Linked DNA regions of Homo sapiens: region 2 is linked to region 1. A link is a contact called in ENCODE Hi-C or POLR2A ChIA-PET data. All regions are on one chromosome and are shown on one strand. Each heading gives the region's core, a stretch centred on a gene start or an enhancer-like site at or near the end of the contact. The rest is flanking DNA. Distances are from core to core; before and after follow the strand shown.

Region 1 (5,767 bases), core at 1,863-4,362:
CATGCCCCCCACTAAGCTGCTGACACTGGATTGTGCCAGCTGGGGTATCTGGCCCACAACCAAAGTGGAAAGGGGTCACCCCCTCAGCTTCTCAGAGAAGGAGGACTGAGCCCAGTAAAGGGTCCAGATACACACACACACACACACACTGGGTCAGGCGCAGGCCACAGAAACATGTCAGCAAACGTTTTATTAAGCAACTGCAGTGCGCCAGGCACCGTTCTAGACACAGGTGGACAACAGCAAGGCCCTGCCCACAGTGACTCACAGTCCAGCTGGGACACAGACACTAACCAAAGATCCCACTTAGCAAAGAGACCAGCTTCTTGGAGCACCACGATGAGGAAAGTGGTGATGTCTGAGGAGGGAGACTGCTGTGGCTAAGGAGGGCGGGAAGGGCCCTCTGTGGGGCTGCCATTTTGGCTGGGACCTAAATGCAGTAAAGGAGCAGCTACGGGAATATAGAGAGTGGGGCTTCCAGGCAGAGAAGCCTGCAGTGCAAAGGTCTGCAGACAACGACCTGGGCGTCTTCAAGGGACACAAGGAATCATATTGCCAGAACACAGTAAGCCATGGGGAGAGTGATGGGAGAGGCAGCCGGGAACGGCCATTGAGAGTTTCATCCCAGTTTTAGTGGAAGCCACTGGAAGGTTTGGGGAGGGGGGTGATGTGAGCGGGTTTATGGTTAAATTCTGAGGTTGAATTTTCCCTCTAGTTAGTCAAAATCATAGAAAATAGAATGGTGGTTGCAAGGGGCTGGGGGCAATGGGGAGTCTATGTTTAATGGGTGCAGAGTTGCAGAGTTTCCGTTTTGTAAGATGAAAGAGTTCTGGAAATGGTGGCAGTGGTTGCACAACAATATGAGTGTCCTTAACACCACAGAACCGTATACTTAAAAGTGGATACAGGCCGGGCGTGGTGGCTTACGCCTGTAATCCCAACACTTTGGGAGGCTGAGGCCGGTGGATCGCTGGAGGTCAGGAGTTCGCAACCAGCCTGACCAACATAGTGAAACCCCGTCTCTACCAAAAATACAAAATTAGCCGGGTGTGGTGGTGCATGCCTGTAATCCCAGCTACTCAGGGGACTGAGGCAGGAGAATCACTTGAACCCGGGAGGCGGAGGCTGCAGTGAGCCAAGATCATGCCATTGCACTCCAGCCTCGGCAACAAGAGCAAAACTCTGTCTCAAATAAATACATAAATAAAAAGGGGATACAATGGTAAATTTTAAGTATATTTTACTACAATTTTTTAAATCTTGTGAAAAAAAGATTTTTTATATTTTACCACAATTTTTTTAAATCTTAGGAAAAAAGATCCCTCTGGCTACTGTGGTAGGATGGTCGTAGCGGCCAGGCAGACCCAGAGACACAGAGGGAGGCTGGCTCCGGAGCAGGCAGGAGGCGTGAGAGGGAGGGCCAGGCCCAGGATCCACCATGAACCAGCTGCCGACGGGCCAGTGGCTTGCGGGAGAGAGAAATCAGGGCAACTCCAGGTTTGGGGCCTAAGCACCCTCTGGATGTTCACACTGAACGTGTTCCTGGGGCTCAGAGAGGGTAGATCTGGGAGGGGCCTGAGGCGATGTTAAATGTGAGACCAAACGTGCTGGGAGAGATGTGACAGACGGAAGATGGAGACTTAGGCCGGGGCAAGGTTCGGGGGAGTTGGGTCAGGGAGACACTGGCGTTTCCATGCTATTTGCAGCCTTCAGACTGGAACTGGGAAGGAAACTGGAAAACAAACAGGAGTGAAGGCCCAAGCTCTGCTCCTGCTGCCATTTAGAGGCCTGAAGGAGACAGGTGGAGTGAGAGGGGAAGGAACAATGGTGACTGAACTGACTGCCGCTTGGTTGACAGCGGGCATTGGTGACTTAGGAAAGAGCCATTGCCAGGGAATTCAAGAACAAACAGAGCGGGTGGGCTGAGGGGAGATGGGGGAAGAGTCGGTGGGAAGAAGTGAGGACACAGAGTCTTCCTGGGCACAGAGACAAAAAGGGACAGGGAAACGGGTATGCACAGGTACAGTGGACACACTGCCACTGTCACAGACAGGGTCCCTGTCCCAAGTGGGGATCAGACAGACATGCCAGGATACAGGCACACACATGAGGTCGGACAGGCAATGGCACACATGGGGACGAGCCAAATGCCTGTGACACAGGCATCCCTTCACACACAGGGACCCTGCATTGTGTCTGTTAAACACAGTCACACACTAGCTGTAGGTCTTGCTGGACACAGACTGCCCCCGAGTCCCCAAGTCCCCAGACCCCTGTAACAGAGACCTTTGTGGGGTGAAGACTGAACACAGGGAGAGGGTCTTGGGCAGTGGGCAGGCTTTAGCAGCGTGGCTTTGATGGGATGGCCCACGCTGGCTGGGCCTTGGCTGGGACTGAGGCCCTAAGCCGCCAAGAGGAGGTTGTGCCCCTGGAGTTTCTGGAAGGCTCTGTTTGCAGCCCCTCCACCCCACAGTGAGAGAGAGAGAGTGGCAGTGGAGTGGCAGCTGAGGTGAGGGAGAGGTGTCTTCGCTGCAAGAGCTGGACTGGCCTCTCCCATGATGGGTATCAGGGTTCCCTGAGGAGGGCTGTGCCAGGCAGTGAGCTCACATTTGGGTAGGGACAGCAGAAATATCTAGAGGGAGCCCTGACCACCTTCCCCTCCTGAAGTGAGCTGGGTCTCACAGAGCCTGACCCCACAGCCCCCAGCCTTGGTCCTACTTCCTCCTAAAGTTTGCTGGAGTGGCCTGGCCCTCTTGGTCCAGGCGGAGCCCACCACTCCGGGTGAGGGATCAGGGGCCCATCTAGTACTCCAGAGAAGGAAATCCCAGTATCTTCCACACCCCACCTCTTAGCCCAGTCCAGGCCTCCATCCCCTGCTCTCTCTGGCCACTGGTACCCAGGCAGTGAGACCTGGGAGACTTAACCATAGCCCTGGGGAGGGCGCTGGTCCCGACGGCTTGCTCGATATTTGTTGACTGGCTGACTAAGTGAATGCCTAGCCCGCTGAGCACTGTGTGGTGGGGTGTGTCCTGCAGGGCAGGAGCTAGGATTGAGTTACAGTGGTGGGGACCAGGAGTAGGGAGGCAGAGACTGGCCCCGTGCCAGGCCTAGCACTGCCCACAGGCAGGGCGAAGGCGCGGGAGCAGTTTCCAGCAGGTAGGCCTGGGCAGAGAGTTGGGGGGCGGGGGTTTCCAGGGAACCAGTGGGGCAGAGTGGGCTATTCAAGTCAAGGGCATAGAGCATAGGGTCCCAGGGCTCAGGGCCACAGAGCCTCCGCGGCAGAATTGGGAGGCGGCAGCAGCCCAGCAGGTGAAAACACTGATGGGGCAGGGCAGCTGTGGCCGGCAGCCCAAGGGGAAGAAAGTGGCAGATTTTGTAGATGGGCAGGGAAGTCCGTGGCCCACAAATTCAGTGTGCCTGCCCCCAACCCTGGCCCCATCCTCCTTTCCCCTCACTCTAGAGGGCGGCACCACTCCCTGCTCCATGGAAACTGAGCAAGGTAATCTCGGGCTCCCTTCAAAGGTACCCACAAAAGAAGGAAGGGCTCCTGTAGGGAGAGAAAGAGGCACTGGAGGAGGGAGAAAGCGAGGAGAGAGGAGGCACCCAGGGACACGAGGGGCAGGGGGAGAGAAGAGGGGGTGTGTGAAGCGGGTAGGGAGTGCCCCGGGAAAGAGAGGGGAGCCTGGGGAAGAGAAGGAAAGACCTGGGGAGGAGGGTGGGGAGGGAGAGAGGGAGGGGTGTAGGGGAAGACAGGGAACCAGGAAAGGAGGAGGTGCCTGGGGAGGAAAAATGGGAGAAAAAGGGAAGGATCCCAGGGGAGAGGGGAAATCAGAGGGGAGAAAGAAGAACCAGGGGGAGGCAGGGGCACCCAGTGGGGACAGAGGGAAACCCTGGAAAAGCGGAGGCGTGGGGCATGGGGAGAGAAAGGGAAACCAGGGAAGGAATTGGGCATCCGGAAGAGAAAGGGGCCCTGAGTGGAGGAAGTGCACCCCCAGGGAAGAGAAGGAGGGCTTCTAGGAGAAGGGAGAGGACCAGGGATAGGAGGGTTCCCACTTGGGAAGGTGGTGAAAGGGAGTTCCCCAGAGGAAAGAGGGCAGGAGGGTTTGGGAGGCTGGAGGGGGCACTGTGGGGGGTTCCCCTGAGGAAAGAGGGCAGGAGGGCTTGGGAGGCTGGAGGTGGCACTGTGGGGAGGGAGGAGGCCCCCAATCTTTGAGCACCCATTCCTCCCTGGAGTCCAGGTGAAAGAGAATGAACACAGGTGCCATGCGAGTGCGACCTCAGCCCTGGCAGCTGAGGGCTTGGCTCTACGGGCTGGGGCTGGATATCAGACGGGCTCCCGGACCCCTGGGGGCGATGCTGCCTCTCCCAGTGACACCAGCCGAGTCCCAACTTTTTGGCTGCCAGTTTGACTTTCCAGTCCCCCATGTGCCCTGGTTGACACTGTTCTGAGGCCATCCAGTAGTCTTTCTGGCACTCTGTCACCATGTTGTACTCTTCCATGAGCTACAGCTCACAGTTTCTGTCTGCACCTCTGGTCACTGCCTGCCTGGGCCTCTGGTAACTGTCACTGGTCACTATTTCTGCCTATTACTCAGTGTCCTTCTACGGGGCCACCACTGGTGGACATCCTGCTTGTCACCCAATGTCCTCACGTTTTCTGTTGCTTGAGATCACCTTTTCATGGCCACTATGTCTGCCTGTCACTCATGTCATTGTCACACCAACAGGCCATCAACTGTGGCAACAGTTCTTGGGGCAATTAGGGTGCACGGACGGCTCCCTTCTCTATTCATTTTCACTCAGTCCAGTCGCAGGGCAGCACACTTCACTCATTCAACAAGTACTTACTGAGTACCTGCTGGGGGCCGGGCAGCTGGGATCCCACAGTAAACAACAAGACAAACCCCTGCCTTCAGGAATCTGCTGCTCTGGTGAGGGAGACCATAGCCAACAACCATCCTATGGTTTCCATAGGGTGTCGGGAGGAGCTGTGAGCTGTGACGGACCCAGCTCTAACCCCCTAGAAGGACAGCCCACTCTGCCCCTGCTCCCCTGCCCCACAGCCTCCTCCGCTCCCACATTTCTTTGGCTACATGTTGGGTGTTGCCACAGTGTACTGTGAACTCACCAGGGCCAAACCAGGGGCCCTGACAAAGGTGTAAGGAATGTGAGCCACTCTATGACACCTATTGTGCCACACCTGATTCTGTAACTCTGTCCCCTCACCTTGTTCTGCCTGGAGCCAAGGGTGTTCCTGCTATTGATAAGACACAGTGGGAGTGGAGGGGGAGGAGGGAAGGACTAACACACCAGGGTCACCCTGAGTGAGAGATTCAGAAAGAAGTGACTTTTGGACCAAACCTCACACACAGGTTTCTGAAGGAGTGGTGCAGGGAAGCCTCAGGTAATTGAATATGAAGTGCCAAGACATAACAAAATCGACAGAAGTGAGGGTCCCTTCCTTCCCCCAGGTACTTCTCATTCCATGTCACTGTCATTCACTGCCCTCTCATTCTCTCCCTCTCTGCACGCGCAGAACCACAGAGCACAGACTCGAGCAAGCTAAATCGCTATTTGCAGAGCCTGTGGCTGTTTGCAGAGCCTGTGTTTATACAGAGTTCAGCTCTGTTTCAAGAATTTGTCAGCTGAAGCGGGAAGATCACTTGAACCCAGAAGGTGGAGGTTGCAGTGAAGTGTGTTCGAATCATGCACTGCAGGCTAGGGTGGCAGAGCAAGACCCTGTCTCGAAAAAACTGGAAAAAAAAAT
Region 2 (5,767 bases), core at 1,824-4,323, 1.1 Mb after region 1:
AGGGGTCTTCAGATGATTCCAGCCCCAATCTTTTAGCTGCCCCAGCTGATGTGAAGTGGATAGTGGAACAGAGACAATCTGTTCCCATGAAGCTCTGCATAAATTACAGATTTGTAAGTAAAGTAAGGGTTGTAATTGTTTTAAACCATTGCATTTTGCAGATGGTTAAACAGCAATAGATAAAAGGAACAGGAAAAAAGAGTGCTGAATATTGGACAGTAGTTCAGAGCATATACTGCATCCTACAGGACAGTATCAAAAAGGGTTATCTCCCAGAAGGCACCATAGCTAAGTCTTCAATATATCTTCAATAAGACAAGATACTTCTCAGTGATTGAGTACACAATTAGACCAATAAATTCCATGGGCAATAGCCCATTGCATTACTTCTTTCATTGCAGAGTGAATTTCTTGGTCAAAAGCAATATAGTGTTAGAGAAAATGATAGTGTCTAAAGCACTGAGTAATTCCCTAGATGGTGGTGTCAGCGGAAGTACAGTGAGCAGGGAAAGCAAATCTCAATCTAGAATAAACATATTTTAGAGAGGACAAATAAGAACTCCCTCAATGATGGGGAGGGCCAATGACCAATGGAATAGACTTGCCTACATGTGACTGGCTGACCCTCCCAGAGCATGGGGTATTGGTCACTGCTTCTGAACACCCAGCGGTGGCTTGGTGATCCCATGCATAGCTCCAATCCTGTTGCCATTGCCATTGCCATTTATTTCATGATTCTACTGAGCAGGCAGTGAGGCTGAGTTTCATCACAAAGCAGTTCATTTCATCCATATGATTCTTAAGATTTATTCTGAGAGGTCCATCACTATATCCCTTCTGGAGTCTTCCTTGTCACTAGTTCTCCAGTCTTGCTCTTTCCATGTCCTTCACAAACTGGCCAAAAAATTATCCTCTGACCCTGAATTGACCATTTCTCCTTTCAGCCAAACTGAACATCAAAACATACTGGTGAAAATTCTGCCCACTGAAAGAACTTCACTATTTCAATATTTTTCAGGTCCAAAGCAGGACTACAACATATCAATTTCTAGCAAGTACCAGTATATTGTCCAGAGCAACATACCTGTATTGTATTTTGCACATCATAGGTGCTCAATAGACACTTAAGCAATTTTTAAAATACAGACATATTATTTCCCTACCTGTATTTCAACAGCTTCCCATTGGTCTAAAAGATCCTGCTGGGTATGGCCTCTGCATACTCCTTTCACTTCTCTGTACTCTAAGCCTTGACTCTCAGTTCCTGTAATGTTCCATGCTCTCTCCTGCTACAAGACCTTTGCTCAGACTGTTCCCTCTCCTTGCCTAGTTAACTCTTGACTCAAGATACTTCCTGTCTTACAATCATCTTTCTTCATAGTACTTATCTCTGTATTAATTCCTGTCTCATCCTGGGACTCTAAGTTCTATGACTATGTGCACTCACCACTGATTCCCCAACACCTAATATAGTGCCTGGCATATATGATATGCTAAATAATATTTTGTTAAATGAATGAATACATGAATCAGTGAATGAATAAGCCTGTAATGATGCAGTAATTTACCTATAAGTTATCACTGCCAGTTTTGCTTAAGAAGCTTTCTGCCATCACAATTTTTACTCATCTAATTCACATTTCTTTATTAATTTAAGAAGTATTTGTCAAGACAACTTTTCTAAGCATTACTTATATACTAGCACTATGCAACAGAAATTTGTGACCACATATGTAATTTTAAATATTCTAATATCCATGACAAAATTAATAAATTTTATTTAGCCTAATATACCCCCAAACATCATTTCAACATGAAATCAATACAAAAAATTATTAATGAGATATTTTACATTCTTTTCTTCAAACTAGTCTTTGAAATTTGGGGGTAGTTTACAATTACATATCTCAACTGGAACTAGCTATATTTCAAGTGCTCAAGAGCCACAAATGACTAGCAGATACATCATATGCTATATCCCACAGTGTAGTTCTATAGGATTCACTTTCACTAGAGAGGGTCTGATCACCCTCAGCTCTTATAATTAGTGGTCAGGAAAACCACCTTAAGTCAAACCTAACTGTTCCAGTATAAGAGATGATTTAAACTAGAATTGTCTCTGGGAACAATTTTAGCTGGTGTACCGTTTTCGCCTTCCTATAACATCTTTTTGTCTTGTTTTTTTTTTTTAAACTTTTAAGTTCAGGGGTACAAGTGCAGGTTTGTTATATAGGTAAACTTGTGTCACGGGTGTTTGTTGTACAGGCTATTTTGTCACCCAGGTATTAAGCCTAGTACCCATTAGTTATTTTTCCTGATCCTCGCCCTCCTCCCACCCTCCACCCTCCGAAAGGCCCCAGTGTGTGTTGTCCCCCTCTTTTGTGTCCATGTGTTCTCATCATTTAGCTCCCACTTATAAGTGAGAACGTGCGGTATTTGGTTTTCTGTTCCTTTGTTAGTTTGCTTAAGGATAAGGGCCTCCAGCTCCATCATGTCCCTACAAAGGACATGATCTCGTTCTTTTATGGCCCCACTTTTTATCCTTTTAATTTAAACGGATTCTTTGCTCCCCCTGAAGATGGAGGCCACCTCCTTTGCAAGGACTTCTATCTCTCCCCCTTTGAGGCCACGACATAATTCTCCGCATTTTTAGGTACTTAACAGTAAATCACTTGGTTCACTTGGTTCTCCTGCCTGCCTAGGAAAGGTCAGGAGATGGTCCAGCGCCATGTCTAGCACTGTTAATTCTTTCAGTGCTTTCGTTTTGCTTGGGCCTCTCGGGGAGGGCGCGGAAAAGAGCGCAAGCCAGGGTCTAGGACCACACAAGTGAATTCGTGTTGCTCCCTCAGCCCTGAAAAGTGGCTCTCTCCCCATCAGCATTATACTTGCACAGTGGTTTTGTTTTTAGGTGCATCTACCTCATCACATGGCTACCGGCCACACAGCAACTAACAGCACCGAGGAAACACAACAGCCTGTTTACCTTCAGCCCCGCCACTAACCCTTGGCCAAAGGGAAAGGGGCAGGACATCCTCCCGCTCTGAGCCACCTCCGGAAGTGACGTCGGAGTGTCAACATGCAAGATGGCGGCCCATCACCGGCAGAACACAGCAGGGCGGAGGAAAGTGCAGGTATGGAAGCCCGGTTCCTCGGTCTTCCGGACGCGGCCGGCAGCTCCGGGCCCACTCCAGCTAGAAGGTGCCCGGCGCCACGACCAGCTGGGGTAGCGGCATGGGGCGAACGGGGCGGGGCGCGGCCGGCCACGAGGGGTGGGGCCGCGGCGCTAACGGCTTGAGGAAGGGGCGGGGGTCGGCTTGCTTGGCCCTTGGGGCCCAGGCCCGGGACCCTCGTGGGCGGCATTCTGAGCCCGGGATTGCTTGTCGCCGCTCTTCTGTAGGAGTGGACTTGCGGGGTCGGGATAGGCTCGTTCCCCGCCCACTTGCCTCCCCCTTGCCCTGTCTTTCTTCGAAGCGCTCTGCCCTCGCTGCGTCGGAGCCGAGGCCTCCAGGGGTTTCCCAGGGGGGTGGGCGTTGGAGGAGTGAGCGGCTTGTGCGGGGGCGTGGCGAGGCGGCGGAGCGCCAACGGCCCTGCGGGGTTTCTGCTGAGGATTCCGCACTTGGGAGCCCCCAGCCCTCTCTTATGTGGGAGCTGTCCCCTGGGTAGGTTTAAGTGACATAAGAATGTGCGTGGGGAAATTATAATTTTAATTGTTTTGGTATTTAAGTTCCTCTTCACCATTTCTTCATCTTAAGTGTGCATCGCTGAATCTGTCTTTATTGTTTGTGTAATTTATTGTCCATGTGGTAAAGAGTTGTCTAATCTTACCGTGTGTGTCTTGTGCCTTATGCCTTTGTGAATTCACTTTTGTTTGCGGTTACGCTTAAGAGTTACTGCCACTTCGGGGAACATCACACACCGGGGCCTGTCGGGGGCTGGGGGCGCTAGGGGAGGGATAGCATTAGGAGAAATACCTAATGTAAATGACGAGTTGATGGGTACAGCAAACCAGCATGGCACACGTATACCTATGTAACAAACCTGCACGTTGTGCACATATATCCTAGAACTTAAAGTATAATAATAATATTAAAAAATAGTTATTGCCACTTAATATTTTCAGTGATGCAGGGAATAAAAGCCCTCTTACAGGTGTTTGCCTGCAGGTATATTGTATGTGGTAGTGGCAGTTTGGTGCATTTATTCATTAAACATTTACCTAGCACTTAGGGTGGCCCCCAAAGGGGAAAAGGGATTGAAAGGGTGTAGAAATAATTAACACCTAGGCTTTCTTTATAAAACACAGCATTATATGGAGTTCTGCGGGTTGAAATCAAGTGTCAGATAAAGGTAGTTAGATGAAGGGGTCCTTCAGTAAGGTAATCCCAGCAGAAGGTGGTAGGCCATAAAGTCTTCTGATTAGTTCACATCTTGGTTTTATTGATCTCACTGATCAGTACAGTGTCTTAAGCACTCACTGGATGTTTGTTGAAATGAGTGAAATTAATAAGTCTAAACTCACCCTATTAGGTGTTTTTCAGTGCATTAGTGATAGGATTTAAGTATCACCAGCATCCAAGGCAGGTAGTGAGAATGTCTCCTTGGGACTGAAATATAACTCAAAAAGTAACCCGATTGTATTATAGACTCTATGGTGGTGTACATCTTAGGAGAGTAAGGGTAGTTAATCAGGCCTTTCAGTTTATTGCATTAAGACTTAAAACTCCTATTACTGCAGTGTGTTCCCTGCTTGCTTCCTTCCCAGGCCTGCCCACTCCCAAAATGCATGCAATAAAGTATATATATTTTAAAAAGACTTACAAGGCAATTGTACTAGTATGGGATGGAGAAAATGTAAATTAACTGCAGCAGGTTTGGAAAAACAGTGTTCCAATAGGCTGAATGTGAGCCAGTGCACGTAGAATGAGGCAGGTGATAGATAATTCCACTTTTCACTGGTCAAAGTACAAAATTAGAGTTTGGTGTTCAGCACTTAGGACCTTGTTCTTCATAGGTAGCAATCAGATTGGTGAACTGACTTGAAATTATTTCCTATGAAGAACTTTTGAAAGAGCTGTCTTAGATTAACCTGCTGAAGAGAAGATTCAGGGAACTTTCGGAATTTGTCCCTAAGGTATAGAAGCAGCCTGAGAAGCCACAGGGATTGATTTCATCTGAACCATCATTGTCTATGAGGTGTTTTTTAAACTAATGCGTGTTCATTGTAAAAATCCCAACAAACAAAAACATAAATTAGAGTTGCCCTCCATGCTTCCAAGAAAGCTACTGCGGGCAATGTCATGTTTTAATCCTAGACCAGAGTTTATCAACCTGAACATTCTTGAAATTTCATCTGGATAATTCTTCGCTGTGTCTGAGGGAGGGAGCTGTCCTATGCATCACAGGTTCTTTGGCATCATCCCTGGCTTCTACCAACTAGATGTAGTAGCATCTCCCCAGTTGTGACAACTAAAAATGTCTCCAGACATTTTCAAATGTCCCCTCAAGGGCAAAATTGCCGCTGGTTGAGAACCGCTGTTCTATACCTCTTGCTGTTTGTGTACCTGACTTAACATATTTTTTTGCTATAAATGGAGCCATAGTATTCACTGTTTTGTGTCTTGCTTTGTCAAATTTTTAAATAAACATTCCCTTTAGCCCAGAATTCCTTATCTAAAAATATATTCTACAAAATTGCATATGCATGTATCTGTCCCTACTTATGCAAGGGTGTTGTGTGAAGCCATTCTTGAATTGCTATAAAGAAATA

The links. Hi-C counts contacts between places; a loop is a spot of excess contacts on that map. ChIA-PET counts read pairs that join two places held with the same protein, here RNA polymerase II (POLR2A). Pooled maps may share reads with other maps.
Region 2: a pooled map shows a loop between it and region 1 (3-fold over the local background). The contact joins the promoter of WDR48 here to the promoter of VILL in region 1. A Hi-C loop is called at or near these places in 1 of 168 maps with a recorded cell type or tissue (CD4-positive, alpha-beta T cell), 3 of 37 single-sample maps with no recorded cell type and 9 of 50 pooled maps. POLR2A ChIA-PET finds 5 or more read pairs at or near these places in 2 of 52 experiments (WTC11 and naive thymus-derived CD8-positive, alpha-beta T cell).

The regions. Positions count from the first base shown.
Region 1 is chr3:37,987,674-37,993,440 of GRCh38, forward strand. It overlaps VILL (villin like), which reads left to right and starts at 3,113. Exons shown (of 20, transcript NM_015873.4): 1 at 3,113-3,156. RefSeq lists an enhancer at 5,125-5,419.
Region 2 is chr3:39,048,943-39,054,709 of GRCh38, forward strand. It overlaps WDR48 (WD repeat domain 48), which reads left to right and starts at 3,074. Exons shown (of 19, transcript NM_020839.4): 1 at 3,074-3,131. The coding sequence starts at 3,084. It overlaps SCN11A (sodium voltage-gated channel alpha subunit 11), which reads right to left and starts at 3,002. Exons shown (of 30, transcript NM_001349253.2): 1 at 2,919-3,002. RefSeq lists enhancers at 2,235-3,107, 2,778-2,867, 2,878-2,927, 2,948-3,137 and a silencer at 3,178-3,277.